Linked DNA regions of Homo sapiens: region 1 is linked to region 2. Evidence: chromatin loops called from intact Hi-C (ENCODE). Cell type or tissue: lower leg skin. All regions are shown on one strand. Each heading gives the region's core, and the rest is flanking DNA. Links, peaks and the distances in the headings are about the cores only.

What was found. Hi-C counts contacts between places; a loop is a spot of excess contacts. Peaks named below come from ENCODE experiments on the same cell type or tissue, not always from the same donor. Only the 100,000 strongest peaks of a DNase experiment are listed, where the experiment ranks them.
Region 1: it touches region 2 in a loop (6-fold over the local background); 79 of 110 quality-filtered maps call a loop at or near these places.

What each region holds. Positions count from the first base shown.
Region 1 is chr12:7,457,573-7,468,381 of GRCh38, forward strand. No RefSeq gene overlaps it. Among named protein-coding and RNA genes, the nearest start is that of CD163L1, 19 kb to the left of the region's middle. In lower leg skin, for the core only: no CTCF peak of the experiment used is centred there; no DNase peak of the experiment used is centred there.
Region 2 is chr12:7,212,893-7,225,076 of GRCh38, forward strand. It overlaps a transcript of PEX5 not described here. Among named protein-coding and RNA genes, the nearest start is that of PEX5, 29 kb to the left of the region's middle. In lower leg skin, for the core only: no CTCF peak of the experiment used is centred there; a DNase peak (open chromatin) is centred at 6,942.

The sequences.
Region 1 (10,809 bases), core at 2,089-7,088, 240 kb after region 2:
CAAACATTTAAAGAAGAAGAAAACTAACACCGCTTCTCTTCAGACTCTTCCAAAAAGTGGAAGTGGAGGAAAATTTTTCAAACCCATTTTACAATGTCAGCCATTACCCTGATGCAAAGCAAAACAAAAAACAAAAAACAAAAAACAAAACCCTATAAGAAAAGAAAATTACAGGCCAATATCTCTGATGAACATAGATGCAAATATCCTCAACAAAATACTAGCAACTGAATACAACACATTAATAGGATCATTCACGATGATTAAATGGGGTTTATCCCTGGGATGCAAGGATGGTTGAACATATCATGTCAACAAATGTGATACATGATAATAACAGAATGAAAGACAAAAACTATATGATCACCTCAATAGATGCAGTAAAATCATTTGACAAACAATATTTTTTCATGAGAAGAACTATTAGTAAATTAGATATTAAAAAATGTACTTCAACACAATAAAGGCCACATATGAAAACCCTACATGTAACATCATCGTGTTTTCAATGGTAAAAAGTTGAAAGTTTTTCCTCTAAGATCAGGAATACAAGGATGTTCACTCTCACCACATTTATTCAAGATAGTTATGGAAGTCTAGCCAGAGCAATGAGACAAGAGAAATAAATAGCATCCAAATAGAAAAAAAGTAAAACTGTTTCTGTTTGCCGATGACATTATCTTACATATAGAACATCCTAAAAAGGGCCAGGCGCAGTGGCTCACGCTGTAATCTCAGCACTTTGGGAAGCCGAGATGGGAGGATTGCTTGAGGCCAGGAGTTCAAAACTAGCCTGGGCAACATGGTGAAACCCTGTCTCAGCTAAAATTACAAAAATTAGCTGGGTGTGGTGGCGCATGCCTGTAATCCCAGCTACTCCAGAGGCTGAGGCATGAGAAATCGCTTGAGCCTGTGAGGCGGAGGTTGCAATGAGCTGAGATCTCACCACTGCACTCCAAGCGGGGCAACAGAGTGAGACTCTATCTCAAAAAAAACAAAAATCCACCAAAAACTATTCAAATTGATAAATTCAGTCAACTTGTAGAGTACAAAATTAGTACACAAAAATCAGTAACATTTCTCAGCACAAGCAACAAACTATTTGAAAAAGAAATCGGCCGGGTGTGGTGGCTCACGCCTGTAATCCCAGCACTTTGGGAGGCTGAGGCGGGCGGATCACGAGGTCAGGAGTTCGAGACTAGCCTGACCAACATGGCGAAACCCCATCTCTACTAAAAATACAAAAATTGGCCGGGCGTAGTGGCGTGTAGCTGTAATCCCAGCTACTCAGGAGGCTGAGGCAAGAGAACTGATTGAACCTGGGAGGCGAGGGTTGCAGTAAGCCAAGATCACGCCACTGCACTCCAGCCTGGGCAACAGAATGAGACTCTGTCTCAAAAAAAAAAAAAAAAGAAAGAAAAAGAAATTAAGAAACCAACCCCATTCACAATGCCATAAACAAAATAATGAAGAGTAACTTTAATCAAGGATGTGAAAAATCGATATATGGAAAACAATAACATTGATGAAAAATTGTAGACAACTTAAATAAATGCAGAGTTATCAAGTGTTCATAGGTTGGAAGAACTAATATCGTTAAAGTATCCATATTACCCAGAGCAATCTTCAGACTCAATGTGATCCCATCAAAATTTCACAGAAATAGAAACAATTCTAAAATTTGAATGGAACCACAAAAGACCTCCAATAGCCAAAGCAATCATGAGCAAAAATAAAAAAGCTAAAGGCATCATAGTACCTAACATCAAAATTGATCACAAAGCTATAGTAATTAAAACAGAGTGGTTCTGGCATAAAAACAGACACGTTGGTCAGAGGAACAGGACAGAGAGCCAAGAAATATGGTCAATTTACTTTTTATAAAGGTGCCAAGAACACACAATGGAGAAAGAATAGTCTCTGTATTAAATAGTTTTGGGGAACCTGGATATCCACAAGAATCATGAAATGTGACCCTTACCTAACACCATATACAAAAATAAACTCAAAATGGATTAAAGACTTTAATGGTTGGAGGTGGAGATATGGCCAAACAGAACCCTCCAGCAATTGTGCCCCTGCAGGAACACTAAATTGAACAAATATCCAAGCAAGAAAGCACATTTATAAGAACAAACAAAACAGAACAAACAGGTGAGAGGTCATGGTACCTGGTTTAAACATAATCACAAGGAAAGAGACACTGAAGAAGGTAGAAAGGACAGTCCTGCGTTGTCTACACTACCCAACCCCAGCCTCAGGCAACACAGCATGGAGGGAAAATCTGTGTGCTTAGGGGAAGAAGAGTGAAGTGAGTGTGAGACTTTGCATTGCAGCTCAGTGCCACCCTCTCACAGTGGAACTCAACACCAGGCAGCATTCTGCCAGTGCCCATTTGGACCAGCACTGGGCCAGAGGGGAATCCTTCATCCCAATGGAAGAAAACTGAGTCCCAGCCAGCTTCACCACTGGCTGACTACAATGGCTGGGACCTCTAATAAATTCAAGTGGCAGTCAGGCCACAGTGACGGCAGTCTTTGGGCAAGCCTTGGTGCTGTACTGGTCTTGGAGGCAGTGGGCTTGGAATATGACAGTGTGACACCAGCTGTGTGGCCATGGGAGTGCCTGCATCACCTCTCCCTCAACTCCAGACACTGCAGTATGTGGAGAGACTCCTTCCTTTTCGGGGAAGAAGATGGAGGAATATGGAGGACTTTGGCAACTCAGGTACCTGTTGAGCCACAGTAAAATAAAGCACCAGGCAGATTCTTGACGATCTCAGTTCCAAGACTTTCCTCCTGAATAGCATTTCTAGGCCCACCCCAGGCCAAAAGGGAATCCACTGTTCTGGTGGGACAGACCCAGCCCTAGCAGAATTCCCCAGCTGCTGACTAAAGGTAGCGGTGGGTCTTAAATAAACATCAGTGGTAGCCAGGTAGTAGTGTCCGCAGACTTTGGGTAAGCCCAAGTACTGTGTCGGTCTGGAAGGCCATTGGCCTCAGGTGTGACTCAGTGTGGTGCCAGCTGTGGTGGCCATGAGAGTGCCTGAATCATGCCTTTCACAGCTCCAGACAGCCCAGCATAGAAAGAGACTCCTGCTTGGGGAAAACTGAAGAAAGAGAGCAAGAGAATCCACCTGGGAACCCAGGGAACTCTCTTTTATCTTCCCCAAGTCCACCAAGGCTGTGTATCTGAGTCTGCAAAAATTGTAGCATTCTGAGGCTTAGGGTTCCCCCTAGTGCTGAGAGGCTGCCATGACCACAGGCTTAGGTAACAACACTCAAACCCATTTGAATTCTCTGTCTCTTTTTTTTGTTTAACTTTTATTTTAAGTTCAGGGGTTCATGTGCAGGTTTGTTACATAGATAAAGCTGTGTCATGGGGGCTTGTTGTACAGCTTATTTTATCACCCAATAGCCTACCCTTAACACCCAGGTATTAAGCCTAGTACCCATTAGTTATTTTTCCTGATCCTCTCCCTCTTCCCACCTTCTACCTTCCGAAAAACCCAGTGTGTGTGGCTCCCCTTTATGTGTTCGTGTGTTTTCATCATTTAGCTCCAACTTGTAAGTGAGAACACGTGGCATTTGGTTTTCTGTTCCTGACTTAGTTTGCCAAGAATAATGTCCCTGCAAAGGACTTAGTCTCACTGCATAGAATTCCTTGGTGTATACGTATCACATTTTCTTTATCCAGTCTTCCATTGATGAGCATTTAGGTTGATTACGTGTCTTTGCCGTTGTGAATGTGTTGCAGTGAACATACACGTGAATGTGTCTTTATAACAGAATGACTTATATTCCTTGGGTATATACGAAGTAACGGCATTGCTGAGTCAAATGGTATTTCTGTCTTTAAGGTCTTTGAGGAATCGCCACACTGTCTTCCATAATGGCTAAACTAATTTACACCCTCACCAACAGCATTCTTTTCCTTCCACAACCTTGCCAGCATCCGTTATTTTTTGACTTTTTAATAATAGTCATTCTGACTGGTGTGAGATGGTATCTCATTGTGGCTTTAATTTGCATTTCTCTAATGATCAGCGATATCAAGCTTTTTTCATATGCCTGTTGGCTGCATGTACATCTTCTACTAAGAAGTCTCTGTTCATGTCCTTTGTCCACTTTTTAATGGGGTTGTTTTTTTCTTGTAAATTTAAGTTCCTTATAGATGCTGGATATTAGACCTTTGTTGGATGCATAGTTTGCAAAATTTTTCTCCCATTCTGTAGGTTGTCTGTTTACTCTCTTGATAGTTTATTTTGCTGTGCAGAAGCTCTTTAATTAGATTCAATTTGTCTGTTTTTGTTTTTGTTGCAATTGCTTTTGGCATCTTCATCATGAAAGCTTTGCCCTGCCCATGTCCTGAACTCTATTGCCTAGGTTGTCTTTCAGGGTTTTTACAGTTTTGGGTTTTGCATTTAAATCTTTAATCCACCTTGTGTTAATTTTTGTGTATAGTGTAAGGAAGGAGTCTAGTTTCAATCTTCTGCATATGACTAGCCAGTTATCCCAGCACCATTTTTTTTTTTTTTTGAGACAGAGATTCACTCTGTTGCCCAGGTTGGAGTGCAGTAGTGCGATCTTGGCTCACTGCAATGTCTGCCTCCTGGGGTCAAGCAATTCTCGTGCCTCAGCCTCCCAAGCAGCTGGGATTACAGGCACCTGCCACCATACCTGGCTAATTTTTGTATCTTTTGTAGAGACAAGGTTTCGCCATATTGGCCAGGCCGGCCTCGAATTCCTGACCTCAAGTGATCCACCCACCTCGGTCTCCCAAAGTGCTGGGATTAGAGGCCTGAGCCACCACACCTGGCCACAGCACCATTTATTGAATAGGGAATCCTTTCTCCATTGCCTGTTTTTATCAGGTTTGTCAGAGATCAGATAGTTGTAGGTGTGTGGTCTTATTTCTGGGTTCTCTATTCTGTTTCATCAGTCTATGTGTCTGTTCTCATACCAGTATCATGCTGTTTTGGTTACTGTATCCCTGTAGTATAATTTAAAGCCAAGTAGCGTGATAACTCCAGCTTCATTCTTTTTACTTAGGATTGCTTTGGCTATTCAGACTCCTTTTTGGTTCCATATGAATTTCAAAATAGTTTTTTTCTAGTTCTGTGAAGAATGTCAATGGTGGTTCAACAGAAATAGCATTGAACTATAAATTGCTTTGGGCATTGTTTTAGTTCATTCTCACACTGCTATAAAGAACTGCCCATGACTGGGTAAGTTATAAAGAAAAGAGGTTTAATTGACTCACAGTTCTGCATGGCTGGGGAGGCCTCAGGAAACTTACAATCATGGTGGAAGGGGAAGCAAATACATCCTTCTTCACAGGATGGCAGGAGAGAATGAGAGCAGAGTGAAGGGGGAAGCTTCTTATAAAACCATCAGCTCTCAAGAGACTCACTCATTATCAGAACGGCATGGTGGAAACTGCCCCCATGATTCAATGATCTCCACCTGGTCCCACCCTTGACACGTGGGGATTATTACAATCCAAGGTGAGATTTGGGTGGGGACAGAGAGTCAAACCATATCAGGCACTATAGCCATTTTAATAATATTGATTCTTTCTATCCATGAGCATGGAATGTTTTTCAATTTGTTTCTTTCATCTCTGATTTCTTTAAGCAGTGGTTTGTAGTTCTCCTTGTAGAGATCTTTCGCCTCCCTGGTTAGCTGAATTCCTAGGCATTATATTCTTTTTGTGGCAATTCTGAATGATAATTGTGTTCCTGATTTTGCTCTCTGCTTGACTGTTGTTGGTGTATAAGAATGCTAATGATGTTTGCACATTTTGTATCCTGAGACTTTGCTGAAGATATTTATGAGTGTAAGAAGCTTTTGGGCTGAGACTATGGGGTTTTGTAGATATAGGATTATGTCGCCTGCAAACAGAGATAGTTCGGCTTCCTCTCTTCCTGTTTGGATGCGCTTTATTTCTTTCTCTTGCCTGATTGGCCTGGCCAGAACTTCCAATACTATGTTGAATAGGAGTGTGAGAGAGGGCATCCTTGTCTTGTGCTGGCTTTCAAGGTGAATGCTTCTAGCTTTTGCATATTCAGTATGATGTTGGCTGTGGGTTTGTCATAGATGGCTCTTATTATTTTGAGGTATGTTCCTTCAACAACTAGTTTATTGACAGTTTTTAGCATAAATCGATGATGAATTTTATTGAAAGTCCTTTCTGCACCTATTGATATAATCATGTGGTTTTTGTCTTTAATTCTGTGTATGTGATGAATCACATTTATTGATTTGCATATGTTGAAGCAATCTTGCATCACAAGGATGAGGCCTACTTGATCGTAGTGGATAAGCTTTTTGATGTGCTGCTGGATTCAGTTTGCCAGTATCTTGTTGAGGATTTTTGCATCGATGTTCATCAAGGATATTGGCCTGAAGTTTTCTCTTTTTGTTGTATCTCTGCCAGTTTTTGGTATCAGGATGATGCTAACTTCATAGAATGAGTTAGGAAGGAGTTCCTTCTCCTCAATTTTTTGTAATAGTTTCAATATAAATAGTACCATCTTTTCTTTGCACAGCTGGTAGAATTCAGCTGTGAATCCCTCTATCCCTCTGGTGCTGGGCTTTTTTTTTTTTTTTTTGTTTGGTAGGCTATTTATTACTACCTTAATTTCAGAGCTCATTATTGGTCTGCTTAGGAAATCAATTTCTTCCTGGTTCAGTCTTGGGATGGTGTTGTGTGTTCAGGAATTTATCCATTTCTTCTAGATTTTCTAGTTTATGTGCATAGAGGTGTTCATAATATTCTCTGATGGTTGTTTGTATTTCTGTGGGGTCAGTGGTAATATCCCCCTTATCATTTCTGACTGTGTATGTTTGAATCCTCTCTCTTTTCTTCTTTATTAGTCTAGCTAGTGGTCTATTTTATTAATTTTTTCAAAACGCCAACCCCTGAATTTCTGGATTTTTTGGATGTTCTTTCATGTCTCTATTTTTTTCAGTTCAGCACTGACTGGTAATTTCTTGTGTTCTGCTACTTTTGGAGTTTGTTTGCATTTGGTTCTCTAGTTCTTTTAGTTGTGATATTAGGTTGTTAACGAGATCGGTCTAAGTTTTTGATATGGGAATTTAGTCTTATGAGTTTCCCTCTTAACACTGCTTTAGCTGTGTCCCAGAGATTCTGGTATATTTATCTTTGTTCTCATTAGTTTCAAAGAACTTCTTGATTTCTGCCTTAATTTCATTACCCAAAAGCCATTCAGGATCATGTTATTCAATTTCCATGTAACTGTATGGCTTTGGGTGAATTTCTCTGTCTTAATTTCTAATTTGAATTATTTAAAAGCCCTTTCAAAAAGGATGAATAAAAACAAGCCCAGATTGTGAAGATTGAAATAAACAATCAACTCTGCAATGTCTAGACATTAGTGAATGTTTGCAAGCATCAGGAACATTGAGGAAAATGTGATTTCATTAAGTAGATTAAATAAGGCACCAGTGATTAATTCTAGAGTGATGGAGACATGCAACCTCTCAGACATGGAATTAAAAATAGCTGTCTTTCAGAAGCTCAACAAACTTCAAGATAACACAGAAAAGAAGTACAGAATTCTATCAGAGAAATTTAACAAAGATATTAAATAATTTAAAAAACAAAGCAGATATTCTGGAGCAGAAAAATTCAATTGACAAGCTGGAAAATACAACAGTGTCTCTCAGCAGTATTGATCAAGCAGAATAAAGAATTAATGAGCTTACAAAAGAAGACATTTACACTGCCAACAAACATAAAAAAAGCTCAACATCACTGTTCATCAGAAAAATGCAAATCAAAACCACAATAAGATACCATCTCATGCCAGTCAGAATGGCAATTATTAAAAAGTCAGGAAATAATAGATGCTGGTGAGGGACACTTTTACACTGTTGGTGGGAATGTAAATTAGTTCAACCATTGTGGAAGACAGTATGGTGATTCTTCAAGGATCTAGAACCAGAAATACCATTTGACCCGGCAATCCCATTACTGGATATATACCCAAACGAATATAAATCATTCTACTATAAGGACACATGCACAGGTATGTTTATTGCAGCACTATTTGCAATAGCAAAGACTTGGAGCCAACCCAAATGCTCATCAATGATACACTGGATAAAGAAAATGTGGCACATTTACCCCATTGAATACCATGAAGCCATAAAAAGGAATGAGTTCATGTCCTTTGCAGGGACATGGATGAAGCTGGAAGCCATCATCCTCAGCAAACTAACACAGGAACAGTAAACCAAACAATACATGTTCTCACTCATAAGTTGCAGTTGAACATTGAGAACACATGGACACAGGGAGGGGAACAACACACATCAGAGCCTATTGGGAGGTGGGGAGTCAGGGGAGGGAACTTAGAGGATGGGTCAATAGTTACAGCAAACCACCATGGCACACATATACCTATGTAACCAACCTGCACATTCTGCCCATGTATCCCATTTTTTTAGAAGACGTAAAGAAAAAAAAGAATTAGTGAGCTTGAAAATAGCTATATTAAAAAGACAGAGTCCAAGGAGAAAAAAAGAGTTAAAAGGAGTGAAAACACCTACAAGTTCTAGAAAATACCCTCAAAAGGGCAAATCTAAGAGTTATTGGCCTTAAAAAGGATGTAAAATAAGAGATCAGTGAAGAAGTTTTATTCAAAGAAATAGCAACTTTTCAAACCTAGAGGAAGATTTGAATACCCAGGTACATAAAGCTCAAAGAAGACCAAGGAGATTCAATTCAAATGAGACTACCTCAAGACACAAAATAATCAAACTCTCAAAGTTCAAGGACAAAGTATCCTAAAAGCAGCAAGAGAAAAGAAGCAAATAACATGTAAAGGAACTCTGATACATGTGGCAGTTGACTTTTTAGTGGAAACCTTACAGGCCAAGTGGGATGGGGATAATATATTCAAAGTAGTGAAGAAAAAAACCTCTTCAACTTAGAATGTTATATCCAGCAAAATTATCCTTCAAACATGAAGGAGAAATAAAGACTTTCCAAGACAAACAAAAACCTAAGGGATTTCATTAACATCAGCCCTGCTTTGCAAAAATTTGCTGAAGGGAATTTTTCAGTCTGAAAGATAAGGTGCTAACAAACAACAAGAAATCACCTGAAAGTATAAAACTCACCAGTAAAAGTAAGTACACAAACAAATATAGAACACCTCTGACACTGTAATTGCAGTGTGTAAACCATGCATATATTTAGTATGAAGACTAAAAGACAAGCCTATCAAGAATAATAACAACTACAATGATTTGTTAAATACAGGCAATATAAAAAGATATATAGACAACAACTCAAAAAATGATAAGGGGAGAATAAAGTTAAAGTGTAGATTTTTTAGTTTTCTCTTTGCTTGTTTCCGTTTCTATTATGAGTATAATTAAGTTTTCATCAGCTTAAAAAAATCTGTTATAAGATGTTATTTACAAGCCTCATGGTAACCATGAGAAGAAAAACTAAAATAGATACATAAAAACTAGAAAGCAAAAAACTAAAACATACTACCAGAGAAAATCACTTGTACACAAAGGAAGACAGTAAGAAATGAAGACAGGACCAATGAAACAACTAGAAAACAAATAACAAAATGGCAGTAGTAAGTCCTTTCCTGTCAATAATACATTGACGGTTAATGGACTAAATTCTCCAATTAGAACACATAGAGTGGCTGAATGAATAATAACAAAAAGACCCAACTGCATGCTTCCTACAAGAAATTCACTTTGCCTATATAAACACACATAGACTAAAAATGAAAGGATAGAAAAGATATTCCATGCAAATTTAAACCAAAAAAGAAAAGGGAATAGTCACTCTTATATCAGACAAAATAGATTTCAGGACAAATCTATAAAAAGAAACAAGGAAGATCATTATATAATAATAAAGGAGTCGACTTAGCAAGAGGATATAACAATTGTAAATATATATGCACCCAGTACTGGAGTCCCCAAATACATAAAGCAAATGTTATTAAATGTTATTAAGTTAAAGAGAAATAAACCCAATACAACTGAAGTTGGGAACTTCAATATTCCACTTTCAGCACTGGATAGATCATCACAACAGAAAATCAACAAAGAAACATCAGAGTTAATCTGCACTATAGACTAAATAGACTTAAGAGACATTTATAGAACATTTCATTCAGGAGCTTCAGAATACACATTCTTCTCAGCACTTAGAATATTCTTCAAGATAGACCACATGTTAGAGGACAAAACAAGCCTCAAGAAGTTCAAAGAAATTGAGATCATATCAATTTTTTTTTCTGACCACAGTAGAAAAAAACTAGAAATCAGTAACAAAAGTAACATTGGAAACTATAAATACACAGATATTAAAAAATATGCTCTTGAATGAACATTGGTCAATGAAGAAATTAAAAATAAAATTTAAAAATTTTGTGAACAAATGAAAATGGAAACAAAACATACCAAAACTTATTGGATACATCAAAAGCAATATTAAGAAGAAAATATATATCAATAAACACATCCATCAAAAAGGTAGAAAGACTTCAAATAAGCAACCTAATCATGCATCTTAAAAAACTGGAGCAAAAACAAGAGCAAATCAAAGCCGAAATTAGAAGATGAAACAAAATAATAAAAATCAGAGCAGAAATAAATAAAATTAAAATGAATAAAACAATACAAAAGATCAACAAATCAAACAGTTGGTTTTTTGAAAATTAAACAAAATTAACAAACCTTTAGTTTAGTAAGCTAGACTAAGAAAAAGAGGGAGAATCCGAATAAATAAAGTCAGAGATGAAAAAGA
Region 2 (12,184 bases), core at 4,427-9,426:
GCGGGAAGTGGGCTGGGCAGGTGGAGGAGCAGTTTCCACACTACATAGGTGCAGGACATGACAAAGTCTGGCTGTGTAAATGACTTAAGAATTAAGCTATAAAATACCTAGGAATCCAACTTACAAGGGATGTGAAGGACCTCTTCAAGGAGAACTACAAACCAGTGCTCAAGGAAATAAAAGAGGATACAAACAAATGGAAGAACATTCCATGCTCATGGGTAGGAAGAATCAATATTGTGAAAATGGCCATACTGCCCAAGGTAATTTACAGATTCAATGCCATCCCCATCAAGCTACCAATGACTTTCTTCACAGAATTGGAAAAAACTACTTTAAAGTTCATATGGAACCAAAAAAGAGCCCACATCACCAAGTCAATCCTAAGCCAAAAGAACAAAGCTGGAGGCATCACACTACCTGACTTCTTCAAACTATACTACAAGGCTACAGTAACCAAAACAGCATGGTACTGGTACCAAAACAGAGATATAGATCAATGGAACAGAACAGAGCCCTCAGAAATAACACCGCATATCTACAACTATCTGATCTTTGACAAACCTGACAAAAGCAATGGGGAAAGGATTCCCTATTTAATAAATGGTGCAGGGAAAACTGGCTAGCCATATGTAGAAAGCTGAAACTGGATCCCTTCCTTACACCTTATACAAAAATCAATTCAAGATGGATTAAAGACTTACATGTTAGACCTAAAACCATAAAAACCCTAGAAGAAAACCTAGGCATTACCATTCAGGACATAGGCATGGGCAAGGACTTCATGTCTAAAACACCAAAAGCAATGGCAACAAAAGACAAAATTGACAAATGGGATCTAATTAAACTAAAGAGCTTCTGCACAGCAAAAGAAACTACCAACAGAGTGAACAGGCAACCTACAAAATGGGAGAAAATTTTCGCAACCTACTCATCTGACAAAGGGCTAATATCCAGAATCTACAATGAACTCAAACAAATTTACAAGAAAAAAACAACCCCATCAAAAAGTGGGCGAAGGACATGAACAGACACTTTTCAAAAGAAGACATTTATGCAGCCAAAAAACACATGAAAAAATGCTCACCATCACTGGCCATCAGAGAAATGCAAATCAAAACCACAATGAGATACCATCTCACACCAGTTAGAATGGCAGTCATTAAAAAGTCAGGAAACAACAGGTGCTGGACAGGATGTGGAGAAATAGGAACACTTTTACACTGTTGGTGGGACTGTAAACTAGTTCAACCATTGTGGAAGTCAGTGTGGTGATTCCTCAGGGATCTAGAACTAGAAATACCATTTGACCCAGCCATCCCATTACTGGGTATATTCCCAAAGGACTACAAATCATGCTGCTATAAAGACGCACACGTATGTTTATTGCGGCACTATTCACAATAGCAAAGACTTGGAACCAACCCAAATGTCCAACAACGATAGACTGGATTAAGAAAATGTGGCACATATACACCATGGAATACTATGCAGCCGTAAAAAATGATGAGTTCATGTCCTTTGTAGGGACATGGATGAAATTGGAAATCATTCTCAGTAAACTATCACAAGAACAAAAAACCAAACACTGCATGTTCTCACTCATAGGTGGGAATTGAACAATAAGAACACATGGACACAGGAAGGGGAACATCACACTCTGGGGACTGTTGTGGGGTGGGGGGAGGGGGGAGGGATAGCATTAGGAGATATACCTAATGCTAAATGACGAGTTAATGGGTGCAGCACACCAGCATGGCACATGTATACATATGTAACTAACCTGCACATTGTGCACATGTACCCTAAAACTTAAAGTATAATAATAATAAAATAAAAAAAGAATTATTCTCTTAAAAAATTGTGAATGTTACATTATTCATGTTTTTACATTAAAAACATGAATAGATGTTGAAACTAATTTCTTTGGAAATCTTCGGATATAGACTATTACCTATTAATATAATACTGATAATGATATCAGTATTATATTAGTCAAAAGTTCTAAATTCATCTTGGGATTTTAGAAATTATATTGAAGCTAGCATCAATGAGCAATACAATTATTGTTGATAACCCAAATTTATCAGAGACGTGGCATCTTAAAATTTTACTCAGATTATGCATTTGGGTGACTTTGTAGTCCGCAAAATTTGCAGTCACTAAGGCTAAGGTTAAGAAAACTATTTTATAAATGGACAAAGGACATGAACAGACACTTTTCAAAATAAGACATTCATTTGGTCAACAAATAAATGAAAAAATGCTCAACATTACTAATGAAATGCAAATCAAAACCACAATGAGATACCATCTCACACCAGTCAGAATGACTATTATTAAAAAGTCAAAAAAGTAACATGTTAGTGAGGTTGCAGAGAGAAGGGGACTTATACTCTGTTGGTGGGAGTGTAAATCAGTTCAGCCACTGTGGGAAGCAGTTTGGAAATTTCTCAAAGAACTTAGAACTACCATTTGACCAAGTAGTCCCATTACAGAGTATATACCCAAAGGAGAATAAATCACTACCCAAAAGACACATGCACTCATATGTTCATTGCAGCAGTATTCATGATAGCAACGACGTGGAATCAACCTGGATGCCCATCAATGGTGGACTGGATAAAGCAAATGTGATACATATGCAATATAGAATACTATGCATCCGCGAAAAAGAACAAAATCACGACCTTCGCAGCAGCATGGTTGCCGCTGGAGGCCATTATCCTAAGCAAATTAACACGGGAACAGAAAACCAAATACCACAGATTCTCACTTATAAGTGACAGCTAAACATTTAGTACACATGAACATAAAGATAGGAACGGCAGACACTGCAGACTACCAGAGAGGTGGAGGGGGATGAAGGTTGAAAAACTGTTGGGTACTATGCTCACTCTTCTGGGTGACGGGATCATTTGTACACCAAACCTCAGCGACATGCAGTTTATCCATGTAACAAACCTGCATGTGTACTTCAGAACCTGGAATAAAAGTCAAAAACAAAACAAAAGCCATTTTACAAAGACGCGATTTAAATTATTTGTAATCAATTTAAATATATTAATTAAATTAAAAAAAAATTTTTTTTTGAGATGGAGTTTCACTCTTGTTGCCCAGGCTGGAGTGCAATGGCACGATCTCGGCTCACTGCAACCTCTGCCTCCCCGGTTCAAGCGATTCTCCTGCCTCAGCCTCCCGAGTAGCTGCTATTACAGGCGCCTGCCACCATGCCAGGCTAATTTTTGTATTTTTAGTAGAGACAAGGTTTCACCACATTGGCCAGGCTGGTCTTGAACTCCTGACGTCAGGTGATCCACCCGCCTTAGCTTCCCAAAGTGCTGGGATTACAGGCGTGAGCCACCGTGCCCGGCCCAAATTCCTTAAACACTCACACCCATATATACATTACCTACTCTTAAATAATGACAAAGGTAATAACAACTTACTTTATCTCCAGGGCAAGTGTAAGTGATTTAAATTTCATTTAATCTAGTATTTTAGAAAGGAAAATCCAAACTCTTGCATAAGCTGTAATACCATGTTTGCATTTTTATTTTACACTGTGGGAAAAATGGGAGAGAATATTTATATAGAACTATTGTATGTCCAAAGTTCACAAATTGATTTACTTTGGAGTAAAATTGAATTATCATATTTATTTTACGATCATAACTTCTATTTTTTGTTTTTAAGATCTTAGGACAAAAAGGTTTGTAAATAAAATATCTTTCAATCTGTAACTATATATTTGAATGAAATTTAGACCCAGAACCTGGAATAAAAGTCAAAAACAAAACAACTTTTAGAAACTTAGACCCAAAACTTTTTGTATTATTTTTATTTTCTCTTTAGTCTTTACGTGACTATTAATCACTAGCCTATTGCCCATTTGTATTTCTTTTGTATTTTTTCTTGTAACACAGCAGGGACCCTGAAGTCATTAAACCAAAGTAAGATTTCCTTTATTTCCATCCAACAACTTTTTAAAGGAGATAAAGTGTTTGTGTTAGAGAATAGGAATGTTTAATCTTTTGTTAATAAATTATTACTTTATTCACACTAATTCATACGTGTTTATTTTTTTTCTTCACATCAATGTAGTAGTTACTTTTAACCATGACTTTATAATTCAAAGTAATCCAGTGTTTCATTTGAAAAAACCTTTCCCAAGTAGAAAACCTTCATTTTAAGATTTAGTTCTATGAACTATCAGCCCATGGGGAATATTAACATATTTAGTAGATTTGGGCAAATTAAGGTGGTGACAATTAAGAATGTGTTCTCATTTTCCAAGTAGGAAAGTTTTTCGTAAAGGGCAAGTGCATTTAAAGCATTCAGAGTTTGGTTTGGGATTTACCTTTTCTTGGGAAGTATATTAGTTATATCTTGCTGCATAAAAACCACTCCAAAATTTAGTGGCTTAAAACAACAATAATTAATTATCTCTGACTATTCTGTGGATTGGCAATCTGGGCGCTTCTTCGCTGTACTCACCGGGGAACATTCATGGGGCCACCTGCCGTCATTTGATGCCTCAACTAGGGCTGGGATGTTCCAAGGTGGAGGAGAATTCCTCAGTAGGTGAGACGGCCTCGTTACAGCATGGTGGTCTCAGGGTGTCAAAATGACAGAGCAGGAACTGCAAAGCCTCTCAAAAGCAAGTCTCTGGATCTCACACAATCTCACTCCTGTCACCTTTCATTGGTCAAAACAAATTATTTATTTTACAAGGCTCTGCCTTTGGTCCCACAGGCAGGAGGTCAGACTGCTGCATCAGGGCAGGCATAACTGGGGCCGCCTGTCCCTGTGGAGAATGACCCTTGGTGGCCTGGGCTGGCTGCAGGGGCTTTGCAGCCTCCACCCATACACCCAAGCTGGAAATGACTTAGGGGGCCAACAGGGACACTATAGGCCCTGCTGCATAGCGAGTGTCCTGCATGTGCACCTGTACATTCCTCCCCTCCCTGAGTTGTACGGGCTGCACTGTGCCTTTACCCTAAGTCCCTTCACAGTCAGTCCCTGGCTGTTGTCCCTTTGTGGTGGTCAGCAAGAGACGTGCAGTTTCAGTTCCATGCAGAGTGGGATGGCAACTTCAGGGAGGGGAGTTAGTTAGTCTAACTAATATCAGTTAGACGTTATTTTACTTATAAGTTCAACCCTGAATCAAGGGTGTGAAGAAATAGACTCCATCTCTTGATGGGGAGATGGAGAGAGAAGAAATGACACACTGCAAAGAGATGTGGATACAGGGAGGTATGATTTATTGACGATTATTATGATAGTGACCTATCACCAGTAGCCTTTAAGAGTCCTTCCAGGATTCATATAGATGCTTAATGGTCTTTCTTATATCAACTAAAGTAGGAATTCATTGCAATTGAGACACTTTCTGGTCTTTAAATATAAGAATATTCTAGAGACGGGCAAACTATTCTAGGTCAAAGTTTCCTCAAGTGGAAACTGTACGACTGGGTTTTATTCAATTTACCCATTTGTTTTTCTTTAGAAATATACAGCCTCTGCAGACACTGCTTCTGAATGAACGGGCTGGAGTTTCCTTGGGATCCTGAACTCATATTGGATTCTCTACCTACCATCTTGGACAATTCATGTAGGAAAACAAATCCTCATTTGTTCAAACAATAGATGAAAATTATTAAAGTTTTGACACATATTAAATGGCGGCCTTGTGTTTCAAAGAAAAGGAAAGAGATAGTTGAATCAGGGTAAAACAACCCACTCACAACCTTAGGCTAAGACACTCACACAGCTTGTCTTCTAGCAAACTGCGTATTTAATCTGCTAAGGCAATGGGGACCTTGTCTTGAGATAGAACTGCCACTCAGGGTCATATCTTTTGTTCTCCTCTAAACTCTACTCTAGTTGAAGTTTTCTAACAATCTGGGAACCCTTATCCCCCAATCCCTGCAGAATGGCTTAATCTAACACGTCGTAAAGAAGGAAACTTCTTGTCTTAACTTGGTTTAAAAAATCTTTCTAACGACACAATTTTCAAAGGCTTCATCAGTTTAAAAAGATTATTGTGCTGACTCCATTAGCAATATCTGGCAGCCGCTACTAGGCAGCAAAACCTACCATGACTACCACTATTATATATTTGCAGTTCTCTTACTTTTTGGTGTTTTTTTGAAAAAAATTTTTTAATTTTTGTAGGTACATAGTAGGTATATATATTTATGGGCTACATGAGATATTTTGATACAGGAATGCAATATGTAATAAACACAGGGTAAATAGGGTATCCATTACCCAAGCATTTATCCTTTGTGTTACAGACACTCCAGTGATATTCTTTTAGTTATTTATAATGTATAATTAATTATTTTTGACTATAGTCACCATGTTGTGTTAGAGAATACTAGGTCTTATTCATTCTTTATAATTATTCTTTTGTACCCATTAACCATCCTCACTCCCCCCCACCCACCCCACTACCCTTCCTAGCCTCTGGTAACCATCCTTCTACTCTATCTCCGTGAGTTCAGTTGTTTTAATTTTTACTTCCCACAAATAAGTGAGAACATGTGACGTTTATCTTTCTTTGCCTGGTTAATTTCACTTAACATAATGACCTCCAGTTCCAACCATGTTGTTGCAAATGACAGGATCTCATTCTTCTTTATGGTGTTCTCAAAGCCAAAATATCTTCAATTGTTTGGACCATACTAGAAGCAGGCACAAAGTCAGACAGCCTTCAACATTCAAACAGAAATGGACACCAACACTCTTCTGGCCCGTATTTGGGCTCACTTAGGAAGTTAAAATGAGATCTATAATCTCAATGTTTTTGTTTGAATAGCTGACCTAACAGTGGAAGAAGACAACATGATAGGCATATGTGTTCCAGGTAAGAGAAAGAAAAAAGCATCAATCATAGGAGTCCAAACTATTTGGAATTGCCAACTCTGGCACTAAACAGCAGATGGCGCCAAAGGACCTTAGTAGCAACCAAGAGATTTGCTGCCATCTCTCTTTCTGCTTTCTCCTCCATCTACCCAAGATTGCTAGGCCTCAAGGTCTGGAGTTAAGAGCATAGGTTCAGGAGTCTGACTGCCCACCTTCACAGTACCACATTTGCTACTTGGGTGACCTTAGATGACTGACTTAACTTGGTTTTCCTCTTTGCAGAATAGGAATGTTAAGAAAAACCCTACCTCCCAGGGTTATTGGTAAGATTAGAATAATTATTACATATCATCATAAGGAATAGTTCCTGCCATATAAGTTTAAAAAATGTTAGCTATTACTCACTGAAACGCATTCCTTTCTATATTTTAACATCTTCAGTGGCATCTAATCTTGATGCATTGCCACCTCTCCTTTAATCCCCACCTAGGCTCCGTGGGGAACTTCCTATGACAAATTGACTAGGAAAAAAATTCAGGTCTGATTTACAGATGGTTCTGATGATATGCTGGTACCTCCTAAAAGTGGATGACCACGGCATTATAGAATTCCCCAAGGGTGATCCTGAAAGGCAGTTAGGAAGAAATATCTTCTTAATGGTCAGAACTTTGAGCAGTGCACTTAGCTGTCCATTTTACCTGGAAGGAGAAAGGCCAGAAGTTATGGATCTAAGCTGATTCACGGGTAGTGGCGGATGGTTTGGCTCTATGTTCAGGGACTTAGGGAGGACTGACTATGAATTAGAGAAGAAGCATGTAGATCAATCTTTTGTAAGGGCACAGGTGTGGAGATATTCGTGTTCCATGTGAATGCTCACTAAATGTCATCTGTTATAGAGGTGGTGCTCAAAAGTCATCTTGGCAAGATGACCTTTTTTGTGAATGGCAACCAGCTGCTTTCCCAAGCCACTTCAGTGCTGCTCATTGGACCAATGAACAGGGTGATGATATTAGATCTCTTCCATCATGGATAAGGACAAGATTATTTTCCTCACTAGAATAGATACTTACTTGATATGGATTTGTCTTTCTTGTGCATGACATTTCTGCTGCCACTATGATTCTTGGATGTATTGAATTCTTATCCACCATGATGGTATCCTATGTAATACTGCTTCTGTACTACGAATTCATTGTACAGCAAAAAACCCAGGCAATATGTTCATACCCATGTTATTCAACAATCTTACGTATATCATTTCATCACTCAGAAGTAACTGGCCTGATAGAATTATGAAATAGTTTGTTGACAACTCAATTATGGCATCAGCTGAGTGACAATGCCATGAGGGGTTAGGGTTCTGTCCTATAAGATGTAGTGTCTGATCAGAATCAGTGACCAATATATGGTAGTTTCTCTCCCATAGTCAGAAAATATAGGTCTAGGAACAAACGGGTGGAAGGAGAAGTGGCTTTCTTCATTGTTATCTATTATCCACACACAAAATGTGTGCTTTTTGTTCCTGCAACTTTGGAAACTTTGATTTAGATTCTTAGTTCTCAAGGGATGAATACGTCTACCAGGGTACATAATTATGATTCCATTGAACTGGAAGTTGAGACATCACCTGATTATTTTGGGCTTCTTGTTTATTCTGTTGTCTCTACAGCATCCTTCAAGATCAGCTCATGAGGACTCTCCTTTCACAGTGGTGAAAGGCTAATTAAGCTGTTTTCTCAAGCAAAACAACTCTTTTTACACCTCATCTCTATCCTTATGTCATGTAGACAGTGCTGCAGTTCTTTTTTTCATAGCAAATTTTTCTTCTTGTTTTACTTCTATGTGGTTTTAATTGAAAAGCAGCCAAATGATAAATACACATATAAACATCCTGCCTCCTCTGTTATGTCTGATTAAGACTTAGTAAGAGGCCTCAGGGTCTCCACCTGTTAGTATGTTGTGGTTTGTCTTGTGTATCTTTGGAGACAGGAGAGATGTGTGGCTTGTATACGTTTGTTGGAAATAAACTGCTTCTGTTTTTGAAAATTGGAATTTGCTTTATTTATTGCTGAAAACTTATGCCTTTGAAATGAAAATATAAATTGCCTAAGTAATGTTCTGAAAACCAATTCTTACATAAGATAATTTCTCTTAAATGTCTAGCACAGTGCCATTCAAGCATTCAATAAACATTAGTTGAGTATCGTTTAAGTTATAGACATTGGAAATACAGAGTCACTCCCCTCAAAATCTAGCCTAGAAGAGTAAGTGGCCAGAAATAAATAAGTTAACAATTTCAGGCACCAGAGTAGCAGTAGCTGTGAGGTAAAATGGGGGCATAAGGGAGGTAAGTAGATATAGGCTTTCCCCCAGTCTTGGGCCCTATCAGAGCCCCAGCAGATGCCTGTGGCCTGCAGAGGCCTTAGCATGCCCAGATGAGGAAGGATTCAATAAGGAAAGAAAGAATCTGTTTGCAGACTTGGAGTCTCACTCTTTTTGCCCAGGCTGGAGTGCAGTGGCTCAATCTCAGCTTGCTGCAAACTCTGCCTCCCAGGTTCAAGCAATTCTCCTGCCTCAGCCTCCCGAGTAGCTGGGATTGCAGGCGCACACTACCATGCCTGACTAATTTTTGTATTTGTAGTAGAGACGGGGTTTCACCATGTTGGCCAGGCTGGTCTCCAACTCCTGACCTCAAGTGATCCACCCACCTTGGCTTCCCAAAGTGCTGAGATTATAGGCGTGAACCACCACGCCCGGCCACAGGCAGGACTTCAAAGTGCACCGAAGCTGCATGTGTAGGACAGATCACCTGTGTGGGAGCATGTGGCTTTGAACTCTGAGTACCAGCCAGAGATGGACAATCTTGGATCAGATGCCCAAATTCTGTTCCTCCTCTGTCTTCTGGCTTAAAGATAGAACTGTGGTGTCATTAACCTTGGATTCAATTACCTTAAGAATCTCCACTCACAAGAGCTCAAATTGCTTTGGAGTTGTTAATTACACCAGCTTCTGAACAGAGGTGGATTAATTGTGAAGCTAATGAAGTTTAAGCTTCAGGACCTAAATTTCCCTGCACCAGCTACTTCCAAGGTTCTGGGAGGGGCCCTGACACTGTGTTTGCAAGGGCACATGCTTCTGTAAACTTTGCAAAAGTAAACTATTTTCAATGCAGTTAGTTAAGATGACTCTTTCCACTCCAACCCCCTCTCTGCCATACTTCTCCTTGAACTGGAGAGGGCTGAAGTAGGACCATGGAATTTCATATTGGTAATTTTGTATTCTTTTACTTATAGAGGGTTCCTCGAACTGCACAAACTTTAGTCTCCTCCCTGGATCCATCCCTGGTTCTGATCATGACTACGATTTCCCCCAAGTTGCCATTTAGATTGTATTAATATTAAAATGAGATAAAACAGTCCTTATTATTAAAAGAATGTATTGTCTTTTTTAAGAAAAGAAGCAATTCAGTGAAATTATTATTATTATTATTTTTGAGACAGAGTCTCACTCTCACCCAGGCTGGAGTGCAGTGGCGCGATCTCGACTCAACTGCAACCTCCACCGTGCCAGGCTCAAGCAATTCTCCTGCTTCAGCCCCCCAAGTAGCTGGGACTACAGGCACATGCCACCATGCCTGGCTAGTTTTTGTATTTGTGGTAGAGATGGGGTTTGCCATCTTGGCTAGGCTGGTCTTGAACTCCTGACCTCAGGTGATCCACCCTCCTCGGCCTCTCAGAATGCTGGGATTACAGGCTTGAGCCACTGTGCCAGGCCCAGTGAAATTATTTCTTACCCAAGAAGGCAATTAAAGGAGCCTGTGCATGGAGCACTAAATCTGGGGATCAGATTTGCCAAAAAAATCAAGAAGAAACTGAAGAGGTTTAAAATGCATATATTGCTTTTTCATTAGTATAGGAATGGTGGAAGAATAAAAATAAAATCAAAGATGATGGATTGATTCACCTGGAGGAAAGGAGAGATGATTAAGATTAAGGGTCATGGATCAGGGACAGAGGGGAAGAAATGGGAAGATGACTGTCAGTAGAGACAGACATAAAAAGAAAAAGGAGATGAATGCACGTAGGTCCAGCTGCTTTCAAAAAGAGTTTTAAATCTAGATGCCAGTAAATCAGAAATAAATTGTGACTGGAAGCCAACAAAGTCCAATAGAAGAAGCAAGGCGAGATCTAAGAGAGCTGCTTGGAATGAATATGAAGAAGGAAGCCTGGATCCAGGAAACTACTGAGAAGCACCTTAATGCAAAAGATTCCATCTTCTTTTCAAGTATTCTTTCTATATTATATTCATCAGAATGGGCTAGCTTATGCTGCTGGAACAAGTTAACCCCCAAATCTCCACAGCTCACACACACACCATTTATTTATCACCATGTTACAAACCTGCTGTGGTTGGTGGAGGACTTGGCTCCACATAGTAACTCAGGGACCCAGGTTGACCTGGGCTCCACCATCTTGTAGATGCACCATCTGGAACATGTAGTTGCTAGGGCAGCGGAAGAGAGAGACTGGAGCATCTTACTTGGACTTTTCACTGCCTCCACATGGAAGTGACACACATGACATCCATTCACACTTTATTGGCCAGAACTTGTCATTGGGGATTTGGAAAATAAATATTTAATGAGTATTCCTGTGTATGCTGCCTCCTATCTGAATCTTGATAGTGATGCTGTCAGTTTTTTCTTGCCTTGGAGAGGCTTCTGAGGTGTAGTTTCATGCAGAAATTGGATGCAGTCTGAGCCTCCCCAGAGTGGGATTTGAATACATTTTGTATTTGATTGCTTTGACCGGTAGGGTCTCCAGTTTAGTCGGTGCTGAGGGTGATTACTCGAATTTTGTGTCTCCCTCCTTCCCTACCTCCAATGTCCCCTGAGGGTCATTAACTTTAGGATTATTTTCATTCTATGTTCATGCATTCATTTCTTTATTTATCCAACATTTATTAAGCTCTTACTGTGTGTTATGGCTTTACTTGGCCCTGCAGATTCAACGAAGACTAAGACACAGTTCTTATTCTCAAGAAGCTCCCACTTTGGAGACGGTAAGCAAGTTAATACAGATTACATAGACATGCCAGCAATTTCTAGCTGGAAGGATCGGGAAGGACTCCATGTAGGTGACAGCTCAGTGGATTCATAAACTTGGGGAGATTTAGGAATTTATCATCTGTAGGAGGCTTAAAAATGTATACACAAGAACTTGGATATGCATAAATGTAGTGTTCTCTACTTTTTTTCTTTTCTCTTTTTTTTTTTGTATATTTTTATTTTACATTTGAAAAAGACTCAGAGGTG